2 separate regions of the Homo sapiens genome follow, and region 2 is linked to region 1. Evidence: read pairs that join two places in POLR2A ChIA-PET (ENCODE). Cell type or tissue: OCI-LY7. All regions are shown on one strand. Each heading gives the region's core, and the rest is flanking DNA. Links, peaks and the distances in the headings are about the cores only.

Region 1 (6,317 bases), core at 2,288-6,287:
GGGCACGGTGGCTCACGCCTGTAATCCCAACACTTTGGGAGGCCGAGGTGGGCAGATCATGAGGTCAGGAGTTTGAGACCAGTCTGGCCAACATGGTGAAACTCTGTCTCTACAAAAATTAGCCAGGCGTGGTGGTGGGCGCCTGTAGTCCCAGCTACTCAGGAGGCTGAGGCAGGAGAATCGCTTGAACCCGGGAGGTGGAGGTTGCGGTGAGCTGAGATCATGCCACTGCACTCCAGCCTGGTGACAGAGTCTCACAAACAAACAAAAAAACTAAATAACTAAGTAAAAGTGTGCCATGAGTGGGCCAATGATGAAAGTGTGTCATGAGATGAAATTGTGTCATGAGATGAAATTGTGTCATGAACTGAGGATTTTGGTTAATCCAAACCCGTTCACTTGATTGTTGTTTGTTTATTGGACCTAGGGGGGCACTTTTCGAGAGCCAGGTGGAAGAAGGTGGGGGACGCACCACTCCAAGGACGGTGACCATGATGACCACAGCAAAGGAGGCATAGGCAGAGTAGGCGCTGGCATTGATGTCTGGGTGGCGGGTCTGATAGAGCTTCAGCATGCACAGGCCAGCGATCATGTACATGAAGGAGGTGTCTGAGGACCCAAAGGAGGAGCCAGATGATCAGGATTCAGTAGGTGACAGACAGATGATATTTTCTAGATTTTTCTTCAGACTCTGAGTACCCCTCACTTCAATCCATGGACTATTTTCTACCCGCAGGCTGTGTGGAGACCTCTAACATGTCAGCCTCTTGGCACATTCTCTAGGAGACCGCACGTACTCCACTTCTAAACCTCTCTAAGGCTGCCCTTTAGTTCACAGAAGAAAAACATCTGATATAATAAATAAATAACTCCTCTTTCACAGAAGGAGTGTCTGATATGATAAACAAACAACTACCCCCACTTGCGTTTTAGATGCTGGTGTTCAACAATTATAACAAAAGAATTCCTAATGGTGATAATGTAGGCAGTGTGACCATAAAATGAGCCCCAGATGGGTGTGGGAGGTCGTTCTCAGCACCCTAAAATATAATCACATTGATTACTGCACATTTATAGCTTTATAGCCTAGTGATGGAAAATAGCTAGAAATAAAATGGAGCTTACTGCATTACAATTGTGGACATGCAAATTAAGATAACAATGCAATGCCTCCATTTTACTCAAAAACTTGATAAAAACTTTAAGTGTCTGACAGTAATAAACGTTAGTGATGATCTGGGGAATGGGAAGTCTCACACAGCTATTGGGAATGGGAATTAATGCTCTGGAGAGAAATTTGTCAGTTTTTGGTAAAATAGAAGGTGCACAAACCAAGTAACTGAAAAATTCTACTTCTAGGTATCCCAAGGAACCTCTCTCACATACATACAAAGAGACATATAGAAGGATGATCACTGCAGTGTTATCTATAATAGCAAAATACAGGCAACATTTAAATGCTGTTCAATAGAGGAATTGATAAATGTGATACTTTTTGTTATATAATATGACAACCCTTAAAAATGAATGCACTACATGTCCTTGATATAATATTGATAAATCTTGAAAACATATTCTTGAATGAAAAAAGGCTGCAGAACACAGAATGATAAACTACTATTAATTTGCTACAAATGTAGAAAAATTATAAAAACAAACCGGGAAGGTAAATATAAAATTAATCATGGTTATTGCCTTTAGGGGAGGAAGGAGGAGATTAAGTTTGAAAGTGCGTCAAAACAGGACCTCAACTTTATCACAGTGCTTTATTCTTTAAAAAGTAGATCTAGGCAAATATTTAAAAATGTTGACATTTGTTCATTCTGAGTGGTGAATGATATCATTCTCTGCAGTTTTCTCTATTGAAAATGTTTCCTAATTAAAAAAATTAAATGCGACAGAGTTCTGTGGTGCTCAGAGTTAACACCAGAAGCCAGAGCACAAACATTAAACGACCGTTTAAAAAATCCTCATCCTTGAGAGTGGAGGACATCGTTACTTGCTAGACAGCATCAGCTTTTCCTTTCTTCCTTCTTAATAACATCTCAATATTAACTCAATGTCTACCCGCTTTCAATTCAGAAATGCACACTGTCTCAGCCCCTTTGCTTCAGGAAAGCTAATCCCACCTTTGGCTCCAGGGACAGGGCTGATTGGTCTAAAGATAGTCCCACCTTTTTTGCTGATTGGTGAAGCAACCTGGGTCTGAGCTAACCAGCGCTTAGAGAATGATTCAAAAATGGGCTCATGGGGCCGGGTGTGGTGGCTCACGCCTGTAATCCCAGCACTTTGGGAGGCAGAGGCAGGAGGATCGCCTGAGGTTAGGAGTTTGAGACCAGCCCGGCCAACATGGTGAAACCCCATCTCTACCAAAAAAAATACAAAAATTAGCTGGGCGTGGTGGTGCGCACCAGTAGTCCCAGCTACTGGGGAGGCTGAGGGATGAGGATCACTTGAACCCCTGAGGCAGAGATTGCAGTGAGCTCAGATCATGCCACTGCACTCCAGCCTGGGCGACAGAGCCAGATTCTGTCAAAAAAAAAAAAAAAAAAAAAAAAGAATGGGCTCATGACTGTATAAGCTACTGAGATGTGAAAGGATATTATCTGTGGCTTTCTCAAAAAACAACTTCCTTGCTCTTAATTGAAGGCTTCTGGAACCCAGCTTGCCGCCTCCTCTGGAATTGTTGGGTGGAACTACGAAGCCAGGGGCTGCTATAGTTACTTTTGCCACCAGCAGGGAAGATAGCCTGATGATAAAACCAACATACAGGCTGGGTACAATCAAAGGGATCACAGAGAAATGAAGGCAGAGTCACCAGATAAATCAACCACAAGCCCTTTCTACATCTGGATGTCCTTATTATTCAATCCAGCATAAATTGGGTTCTCCATAACTTTCATCCCAAAGCAGTCTAACTGCTCAATTAGGTCATGCTCTGTGTGGAGGTCCTCTCTGATCTCTTCAGCTCACATAAAATGCCATTTGATCTTTGCAAGCATGACTTTGGCATTTTTGGGGAGGGTTCCAGGATAAGACTGACGATTCAAATCTGTATAGTAGATATAAGTTCTAATTACCGAATTGGAAGTTGGAATAATTAGGGCAGACATGGTAGCAAGCACTGAGCACCCCTTCCATCATCAATGCAATGCCCATAGCGTAGAAGAGACCAAAGTGTTTGGGAATCCCGTACTCCTGAAAAAGGAGAAAGGGTGGTCAATAGATACTAAATAGTGCCATATCCACCAAGTCACTAATCTGGAAGCACATGCTTCTGGCCTCATGTAGTTTATTACACATAATAAATCATCACACCATTAAGCCAGATGTCCCACCCCTTTGCAGATCCTGTTTGGATCCATAACCCTTCCTAGCTCCTACCCACTCTTTCCTCACCACAGCAAAGATGTCCTTGGCTTCCAGGGCTCTCCGATGGAGGATGTCGCGGCGCAAGACTATCAGCAGGAAGAGGAAGCCCAGAAGCACGTGGCCCAGATTGCTGAGAATGTTGTTGAAGGCACTACAGGGATGAGTGAGAGACCATGAGAGAGTCAAGACCATCAAAGGGACCCAGAGAATACATGATGCATGAAGGAATGAATGAATTCAGCATGAATGTTTTCCATTAACCTTTCCATAAGGTTTCAAGATCAGAAAAGTATTAGAAATCCTCTTTAACCTAACTCCTTCATTTTATGATGCTTACTTAGCCTGTGACAACGTGACTGTTTCCTCTCAAGGGTGCCTGCTTGGCTTCCTAACACCCTCCCATCCTCTCTTATCCCAGTGGCGTTTGTATAGTATGAATCCTGGGAAAGACAGCTGCTTCAAAGACAGGCAAGTGTTTCAGCTACACCGTGAGAGTGAGTTCTCACAGGTGGACCCGTGTGTGTCAATGTTCAGCTCTCTAATTGTGAATTTCAGGTAAGTGTCAGCCAATCATAGCCAGCAGCTTTATTTGAGGAAACGAACGCTGGTTCAGCTCTGGAGCAAGAGGCTAGACTCCCAACTCCCAGGCAATGCTTCTTCCACGTCACCAAGTTCTGGTGGCTAGAGCATGGCCTGGGAGGCCACAGGGCTGGGTTTGCGTCCTGCACTACTTAGCAGCTGAGGGACCTTCAGCAAATCCTCACCTGCCTTCATCTAAAAATAGGGATCATAGTAATGTCTATCTCACGAGGTTGTTTAATGGATCGAATGAGACAATAGGTTGCCAGCTCATGCCTGTGAACAAATGCCACCAGAGCTAGAGATCTGACATTTTAAAAAATGTCACTGCCCTCATCTCAGCAGGCAGTATGCTAAGGAATGTTTCCTGAGAACCACATACAGGAACGGGAGGAGCATACCTGGTCTCAACTTCTTGGTTTAGTTCCTTTTTACCCTTGAATAGGGTCGTTTTCCACAGTTGTTTTTAGTATTTTTAAAAACCGAAATCACAACATTAGACAGAAAGGCATCTCTAAATGCCTCATGGGCAACCAGAGGACTGGGTTTACCTCAGGACGCCCAAGGGGTGAGCACAGAGGAAGTTGTAGTAACAGATGTCCTGGTTGCCAGTGACATTTACCACCTGTAAAATCAAGAGTGAGAAGAGGAAATGTGGTTTTCCTCCGTCCTCTGAGCCCCAGCAGGAACACAAAGAGCAGACAGGGCTCACGGAGATGCACTGTCACTAGTTTACAATGTAACCAGTGCTCCTCTGCACAGATGGGCCATTATCTGCCACCTTACACAGCACAGGCACTTTTTTTACAAAAAAGTTACCATCTTGCTTTGAATGGGAATATTCTGTGTACCCTCTTATGCAGCCCCAAGGTGGAATTCATCCAATTGCATTTCCTTTGTTATGATAAAAGGACTACGAAAGAATGCGAACATTGGGGCCTTTCAGGACTGTCACACTATGTCTTATTTTCTAGGTTACTGCAGAGGGGATATAGAGCTGTCCCATCCTCTGGGTAGAAATGGTAAACATGAGGCAGGTAGACACGAGGAGATGTGTGTTCAGCTTTCCCTATTTATCACCATCTCTGTCAAGAACTTTCCCAAACCACAGTCCAGGTGTATCTTCTGACAGTCCCCCAAAGTATGCAGAGAAGATTTAGATTATAAACAGTGGTGCTCAAACCTCATGAAGTCCTTTTTCTCACTGCATAATAAGTATGCAATTGACTAAATATTATTAGATCATTAACACACAAACTTGGCTGTATGTTGGAATCACTGGGGGTTTAAACACTACAGATGCCTGGCCCCACCCTCAGGGACTCTGATCTAATTGGGACGGGGTACAGCCTGGACACTGGGATTTGTAAAAGCTTCCCAGGTGACCTTAATGCAGAGCAAAGTCTGAGGGCCACTGCATTAGAAGCAACTTCAGCTTTTTGCTATTGTAAATGGGCTTTCTACTGTGTAATAAATTCTATAGAAGGCCATATAAGTGACCTTGGCCTAGGATTCTATGGAGGAATGAGGATTCTCAAACTACTTTCATATTATTTTTGCTTAAAAAATGCTTGTTTTTATTTTACATTTTCCTTTTACTGTAATATTTTGTTAGTTTCATGAAGCTTTTTTTTTTTCTTTTTTTTCCTTTTTTTGTTCTTGAGACACGGTCTCACTCTGTCACTCAGGCTGGAGTGCAGTGGCTCAGTGTCAGCTTACTGCAATCTACACCTCCACAGGCTCAAGCAATCCTCCCACTTCAGCCTCCCGAGTAGCTGGGACCACAGGTGTGTGCCACCACTCAGCTAATTTTTTTGTATTTTTGGTAGAGTCAGGGTTTCGCCATGTTGCCCAGGCTGGTCTCAAACTCCTGAGCTCAGGCAATCCACCTGCCTAGGCCTCCCAAAGTTCTGGGATTACAGATGTGAGCCACCGTGCCCAGCCACAAAGCTGTTTTTAATTTTACAAAAAAAATTTACCTTCAATGGGAAGGCACAGGCTAGATTAGCTATCAGGTTCCTTTGTTTTAGTCTGGAACTTTATTTACTCTACTCATTGTCCCATAATGATCAGAAAGCTCAGAGTGTTAAGTAACAGATGCAGTGGATAGATATCATGACTGAATAAGCACAGGGTAATACTTTCAGACTGGTAGACAAAATAATACAAGAGATTGCAGCTCCCTTTGTGATAAAACAATTGGGAACTAGATTGAAAGGTCAGTTAAAGATGAAGCAATGGGCTGGGTGTGGTGGCTCATGCCTGTAATCCCAGTACTTTGGGAGGCTGAAGCAGGCGGATCACCTGAGGTTAGGAGTTTGAGACCAGCCTGGTCAACATGGTGAAACCCCACCTCTACTAAAAAT
Region 2 (6,317 bases), core at 862-4,861, 150 kb before region 1:
GACTACTTTAAAAAGGCAATTGCTTAAAATACTTAGAAACTTTTTTTTTTTTGAGACAGAGTTTTGCTCTTGTTGCCCAGGCTGCAGTGCAATGGCGCGATCTTGGCTCACCACAATCTCTGCCTCCCGGGTTCAAGCAATTCTCCTGCTTCGGCCTCCAGAGTAGCTGCGATTACAGGCATGTGCCTCCATGCCCGGCTAATTATGTATTTTTAGTAGAGTCGGGATTTCTACATGTTGGTCAGGCTGGTCTTGAACTCCCGACCTCAGGTGATCTACCCACCTCGGCCTCCCAAAGCGCTGGGATAACACGTGCGAGCCACCAAGCCCAGCCGAAACTTATTTTTAAAACTTTACAATTACCATATTACTCTCGTTACTGAGCAAATTTTGATGGCTTTGCCAAAAAAAAAAAAATCATGAGCAGCTAAACTAGCCAAATGTAAGAAATGTAGGCATTTGAGACTGACACACATACAAGGAACAAAAAAGAGACAGCATCAACAGTGTTGTACTAAAAATGCTATTACACTTATAAAATGATGCTGTCTAGGTACGGTGGCTCATGCCTGTATTCTCAGCTACTTGGGAAGCTGAGGTGGGAGGATCACGCTTGAGTCCAGGAGTTCAAGACCAGCTTGGACAACACAGTGAGACCCTGTCTCAAAAAAAAAGAAAAAAAAAAAGAAAAGAAAAGAAAATATGTCTATTTTTTTTTTCTTTGAGACAGAGTCTCGCTCTATGGGCAGGCTGGAGTGCAGTGGCGCGATTTAGGCTCACTGCAACCTCCCCCTCCCGGATTCAAGCAATTCTACTGCCTCCGCCTCCCGAATAGCTGAGACCGCAGGTGTGTGCCACCATGCCCAGCTAATTTTTGTTTGTTTAGTAGAGACAGAGTTTCACCATATTGGCCAGGATGGTCTCGATCTCTTGATCTTGTGATCTGCCTGCCTTGGCCTCCCAAAGTGCTGGGATTACAGGGGTGAGCCACTGTACCTGGCCGATGTCTATATTTAAACGAATCCATCCTGTCATTTGTTTAGTTTTATTTTTTATTTTTTTGAGATGGAGTCTTATTGTTGCCCAGGCTGGAGTGCAATGGTGCGATCTCGGCTCACTGCAAGCTCCAAACTCCCGGGTTTATGCCATTCTCCTGCCTCAGCCTCCTGAGTAGCTGGGACTACAGGCACCCGCCACCACGCCCAGCTAATTTTTTGTATTTTTAGTAGAGACAGGGTTTCACCATGTTGGCCAGGATGGTCTCGATCTCTTGATTTTGTGATCCGCCCACCTCGGCCTCCCAAAGTGCTGGGATTACAGGCGTAAGCCACCATGCCCAGCCATCCTCTCGTTTATTTAATGGATGGAATAGAAGAGGACAAAGGTTCATAAACTGTGCTCAGGTATATTAACCCAATGTTTAGAAGAGAGTGTTACATAAATAGGTTCACATTTAATTCAGGAATTCATAAAATCTCTGCAATAAAAATATATCCTAAAGCACAAAGGATAAAAGAAGAAAAGAATGCTGCCTAAGATAGGTGAAAAAACACCTCACAATCTGGATTTAAATAATGACTATAGTCAAAAGTCCAGACATTTTCAATTCAGAGGACAAGAAATCTGTGTTTCTAACAGTTTACCTAGTATACTATGATTAACAACCAGGGTTTATTTAACTAAACTAGTTGTGGGGAGAGGAGAAGTTTTCAATAGTATGATTTACTAAGAAATTAACTGCCTGCTCCTCTGGTATGTGCTCAAGGTCTCTAATATTGCTTCTTAATAGCACTTACTACTCTTGTGATTAAAAAATGTGAAAGAAGCTGTTCAATGTCTGTCTTCACTTCCAGACTATAAATGCTAGAAAAACAGGGACCGCCTCTGCTTTGTTTATTGAACACCCCAATTATCCAGTAAAATGCCTTGGCACATAGTAGGCAATTACTAAATATTGTTCAGTGACAGTACTGGCAAGGGTGTGGGGGGAAATAGAAACTCTAATCGTTGAGTGAAAACTGATAAAACCCTTTCAAAGTACACTGAATACACATTTTGGCCTAATGCTTGATGGCCAAGATTTTTAAAATATTCAACTGACGCCAAAGCTGAATCCAAATATTACCATCACAGAATGACCTTCTAAGATCAAAAATTATGATTAAATATTCTTAAATATTAAGAAAATATTAAATTAGATTCAATTTATTAAGTTATAATTTTATTAATAATTTTAATGGTCAATTTGTTCAATCTTGTGAATGGTAGAACACATATAATTCTATAATGAACAGATAAAATTTAATCCCTATTAATCTGCCTAGTATTATTATTTAAAATTTTACAAAATTTATTAGCTCAAAAAGGCTCTACTCCAACACATATATGGACAACTGGCTTTTGACAAAAGTGCAAAGGCAATTCAGTGTAGAAAGCATATTGTCTTTTCAACAAGTGGTGGTAGAACCAACGTATACATAAAATGCAAAAAAAAAAAAAAACCCGTAACTATATAGAAAAATCTAAAAATGGATGGTAGACCTAAATGTAAAACCTAAAACTATAAAACTTCCTTTGTGACCTTGGATTTGACATAACGCTAAAAGCACAATCCACAAAAGAATAAAATGGTAAACTGGACTTCAAATCTCTGCTCATCAAAAAACATTGTTAGAACAAAAAGACAAGGTAAAGACTGGGAGAAAATATTTACAGACATAAACCTGACAAAGAACTTATATCCAGAATCTACAAAGATCAAAACTCAATAATAGGAAAACTCAATTAAAACAGGCAAAAGATTTGAACATTCACTTAACCAAGGAAGATAGATGGCAAAGTACATGAAAAGATGCTTAAGCTCATTAGTCACTAGGAAAATGCAAGTTAAAACCACAATGAAATGCCATTCCACAGCTATCAGAATGGCTAAAAGTTTAAAAGACTGACAAAGGAAGTGTTGGTAAGGATGTAGAACAACTAACACACTCACATATTGCTAGTAGAACTGTAAAATGGTACAACCACTTTGGAAAACAGTTTGGCAGTTTCTTAGAAAGTTAAAATTACACTTACCATATGATTCAGCCATTCTACTCCTTGGTATTTCCCCATGAGAAAGCTTATGTCCAAAGACTTACATGAATGTTCATAGGACCTTTATTCATAATGGCCAAAAAGTGGAAAGACAGCACAAATATCCAGCAATGGGTGAATGGATAAACAAACTATGGTATATCCATAAAATGGAATAATAGTCAGCAAGGAAAATATGAATCATCGATACATGTAATGCAAACTAACTATAATGATAGAAAATAGATCAGTGGATGGTTAAGGACAGGAGGTGGGGAGGTATGGAAGGACAGGATTAAAAAGAGGAACAAAGAAACTTCTCTTGGGTGTGATGGATATGTTCACTATATTGATTACAGTGCTGGCTTCATGTGTGTATACATATATTAAAACTTATCCAACTGTATACTTTATGTGCAGATATGTCAATTATATATCAATAAAATTATTTTTTAAAAAGCACAAGTTATTGCCAGCATGACTCCTATAAAGGCATGCTTCCACAGGACACATGTTCACTTTTGCTTTTATTTGTTGACTAATAGAGTATTTCTTTTCTTTTCTTTTTTTGAGACAGAGTCTCACTCTATCGCCAGGCTGGAGTGCAGTGGGTGTGATCTCAGCTCACTGCAACCTCTGCCTCCTAGGTTCAAGTGATTCTCCTCCCTCAGCCTCCTGAGTAGCTGGGACTACAGGTGCACACCACCACGCCCAGCTAATTTTTGTATTTTCAGTAGAGATGGGGTTTCACCATGTTGGCCAGGATGGTCTCAATCTCTTGACCTCGTGATCCACCCACCTTGGCCTCCCAAAGTGCTGGGATTACAGGCGTGAGCCACCAGGCCCAGCCAACTAATATAGTATTTCTAAAGGACTATTTGACCTATGCAAATTTGTTAAGAGAATTTTAACCCTAGAAACAGCATAGGGGCAACAGATGAAAACTTAGCCAAACCAGTTTTTTGTCTGTCTATTTAGAATAAATATATGTGGCTCTGGATAAGGCTGTGTGGGCACTCTCTGGTCCTGCCAAGTTTAACTAATTCTGGGAATTTCCACAGTCACTTAATAGCTCAGGAGTGTAGAAGTCAGATATGCCTCTTAAGTACTTTATTCATCTATATTTTCAGAATGGGGCTAATGGCATATCAGCTTACAATATGTTGAATGAGAATTTAGGAAAATATTAACTCCATCTTGAACACACTTTCGTGCCATGAGGCATAGAAGGGTTTGTTGTCCAAGACTCAGATTAAGCTCTAATAATTTGGACATCAAAGTTGATATGGCTCAATGGCTCATTTGGAGGGTGGAGGTATAGGGAAAGTTATTTTCTGTTGCTTTATACTACTCTGAGGTAGAATTAGCTCACAATAAATAACTGTTTCTGACAGCCTGTTTATCTCTATTTACAGCTACTTTCCAAGCTGTCCCTATACCCAGTAGAGTACCTTAGGGAGAATGAGGTGATATTTAAAACACACACACACGCCCCACTGTACAATAAGCAGGTACTACAGGGCCATATTCAGGCACTGCAGGTATACTACGTTGGGACCTGAGAAGATTCTGTATTTTAAGTGTCTATTTTGGATCACATTGAAGAGTTTGGTGTCAGTCAATCTGCTTCTTAGATTCATAGAGATACTTTTTCCTTTCTTGAACAAGTGAAATATTGGGCACTGAAACCAAGTGTGTTATATTCAAAATAATTTGTGGATTTTATAACTCATCTAAATAAAGCTCCTCGCTACCTCATTTTGCATTACCTACGACTAGGACTCACGGATTATCAAAAACTCACTTTTCACAAGAAAGGACCCAGCTATTCCTCTATTTAGCTAGCTACCACACTCTTAATGTTCAAATGCAATCTGATTCACTATTTAACTATTTGAACACTCTTACATAATTGCTTTGGTACATAAAATCAGCAACTTCACAATTATTAACAATTACAGCATTTTACTTTTTCAACAATATCTATTCAAACTTCGATTGATAGAATTTCAATGTATAAATCACATTAAGGAGTATTTCAAGTTATATCTAAAATACTTACTGTTATTTGAAAGTAGTAAGTCCAAAGGTCACACCTCTCATACTGACATTGTTACATTAATTCCATATGATAGTAACTTAAGCTATTACATGATGGTAGATCACACACAATTCAGGGATGCTAGAAATGTTAAAAGCACACCTTCCAAAGACCCAAGCTAAATGGCAGATTTTGGCAAATTACTAAGGACAAAGGTGAACTTCTGAACATCCCTAAATTGGAGAGCAATTTGGCAGTGCCCACCAAAATTCAAATTGTACTTACCTTTGACATGGCTAGTCCATTTCTAGGAATTTATTGTAGATGTACAAAATGTTCTATTAACAAAATATTAACTATAGCACTGTTTCTTAAGCAAAAGATTGGAATGTCCATTAATATGGAGGCTGGTTAAATACCTTGTAATACTATGACAGGCTACATGTTTAGCGGTATTATGGCAGCAATCTCTGGAAAGTGACTCCCTGGGCTCTAATCCTGAGCCCTACCACTTATAAACTGTGTGACTGTTGGACATTTAATCATCCCGTGCCTAGTTTTCCTCATTTGTTAAATATAGAAAAATAGTGCCTATCTCATAGGTTGTTATGAGGCTTCCATGAGTTAATAAAACTAAAGTATTAAGAAAGCATTTGGATCAGGAGTAAGCTCTCAATAAATGTTACATATGATGATGAGGGTATATTAATACAATTGAATACTAAACTATCATTAAAAAGAATGAGGCAGTTTTAACTGTATCAATGTGAAAAGATCTCCAACGTAATACTCAAGCGAAAAATGTAAGGTCCAGAATAATACGAAGAGGTGCTACCATTTGTGGATAAATATATGGGGGAAGAAAAGAATAAGGATGAGGGGAGAGAAAACACACTTGTATGAATATATAAATTTTACCATATTTGTACATGTATTACCCATTCAACTGAATTAAAAATATTGTTGGATGAGTAAATGAATGTTAAAACAACTGAGCCAAGTAAAACTATTATATATTGCACCTAATTGACTGAGCAAATAATAGCACATATTATTATTACATATATATTTTTCTGAGACAGGGTCTGGCTCTGTCACCCAGGGTCTGCAGTGGCACGATCTCAGCTCACTGCAACCTCTGCCTCCCAGGCTCAAGCAATCCTCCCACCTCAGCCTCCCGAATAGCGGGAACTAGATGTGT

Evidence for each region. ChIA-PET counts read pairs that join two places held together with the same protein. Peaks named below come from ENCODE experiments on the same cell type or tissue, not always from the same donor. Only the 100,000 strongest peaks of a DNase experiment are listed, where the experiment ranks them.
Region 2: POLR2A ChIA-PET joins it to region 1 with 7 read pairs; 2 of 35 experiments call an interaction of 5 or more read pairs at or near these places.

The regions. Positions count from the first base shown.
Region 1 is chr3:113,605,300-113,611,616 of GRCh38, reverse strand. It overlaps SIDT1 (SID1 transmembrane family member 1), which reads right to left. Exons shown (of 25, transcript NM_017699.3): 15 at 4,503-4,576; 16 at 3,400-3,523; 17 at 3,081-3,198; 18 at 473-609. Among named protein-coding and RNA genes, the nearest start is that of MIR4446, 14 kb to the right of the region's middle. In OCI-LY7, for the core only: no CTCF peak of the experiment used is centred there; a DNase peak (open chromatin) is centred at 4,586; H3K27ac peaks cover 1,007 bases.
Region 2 is chr3:113,755,472-113,761,788 of GRCh38, reverse strand. All of the region lies in intron 1 of ATP6V1A (ATPase H+ transporting V1 subunit A), which reads right to left. Among named protein-coding and RNA genes, the nearest start is that of ATP6V1A, 12 kb to the right of the region's middle. In OCI-LY7, for the core only: no CTCF peak of the experiment used is centred there; no DNase peak of the experiment used is centred there.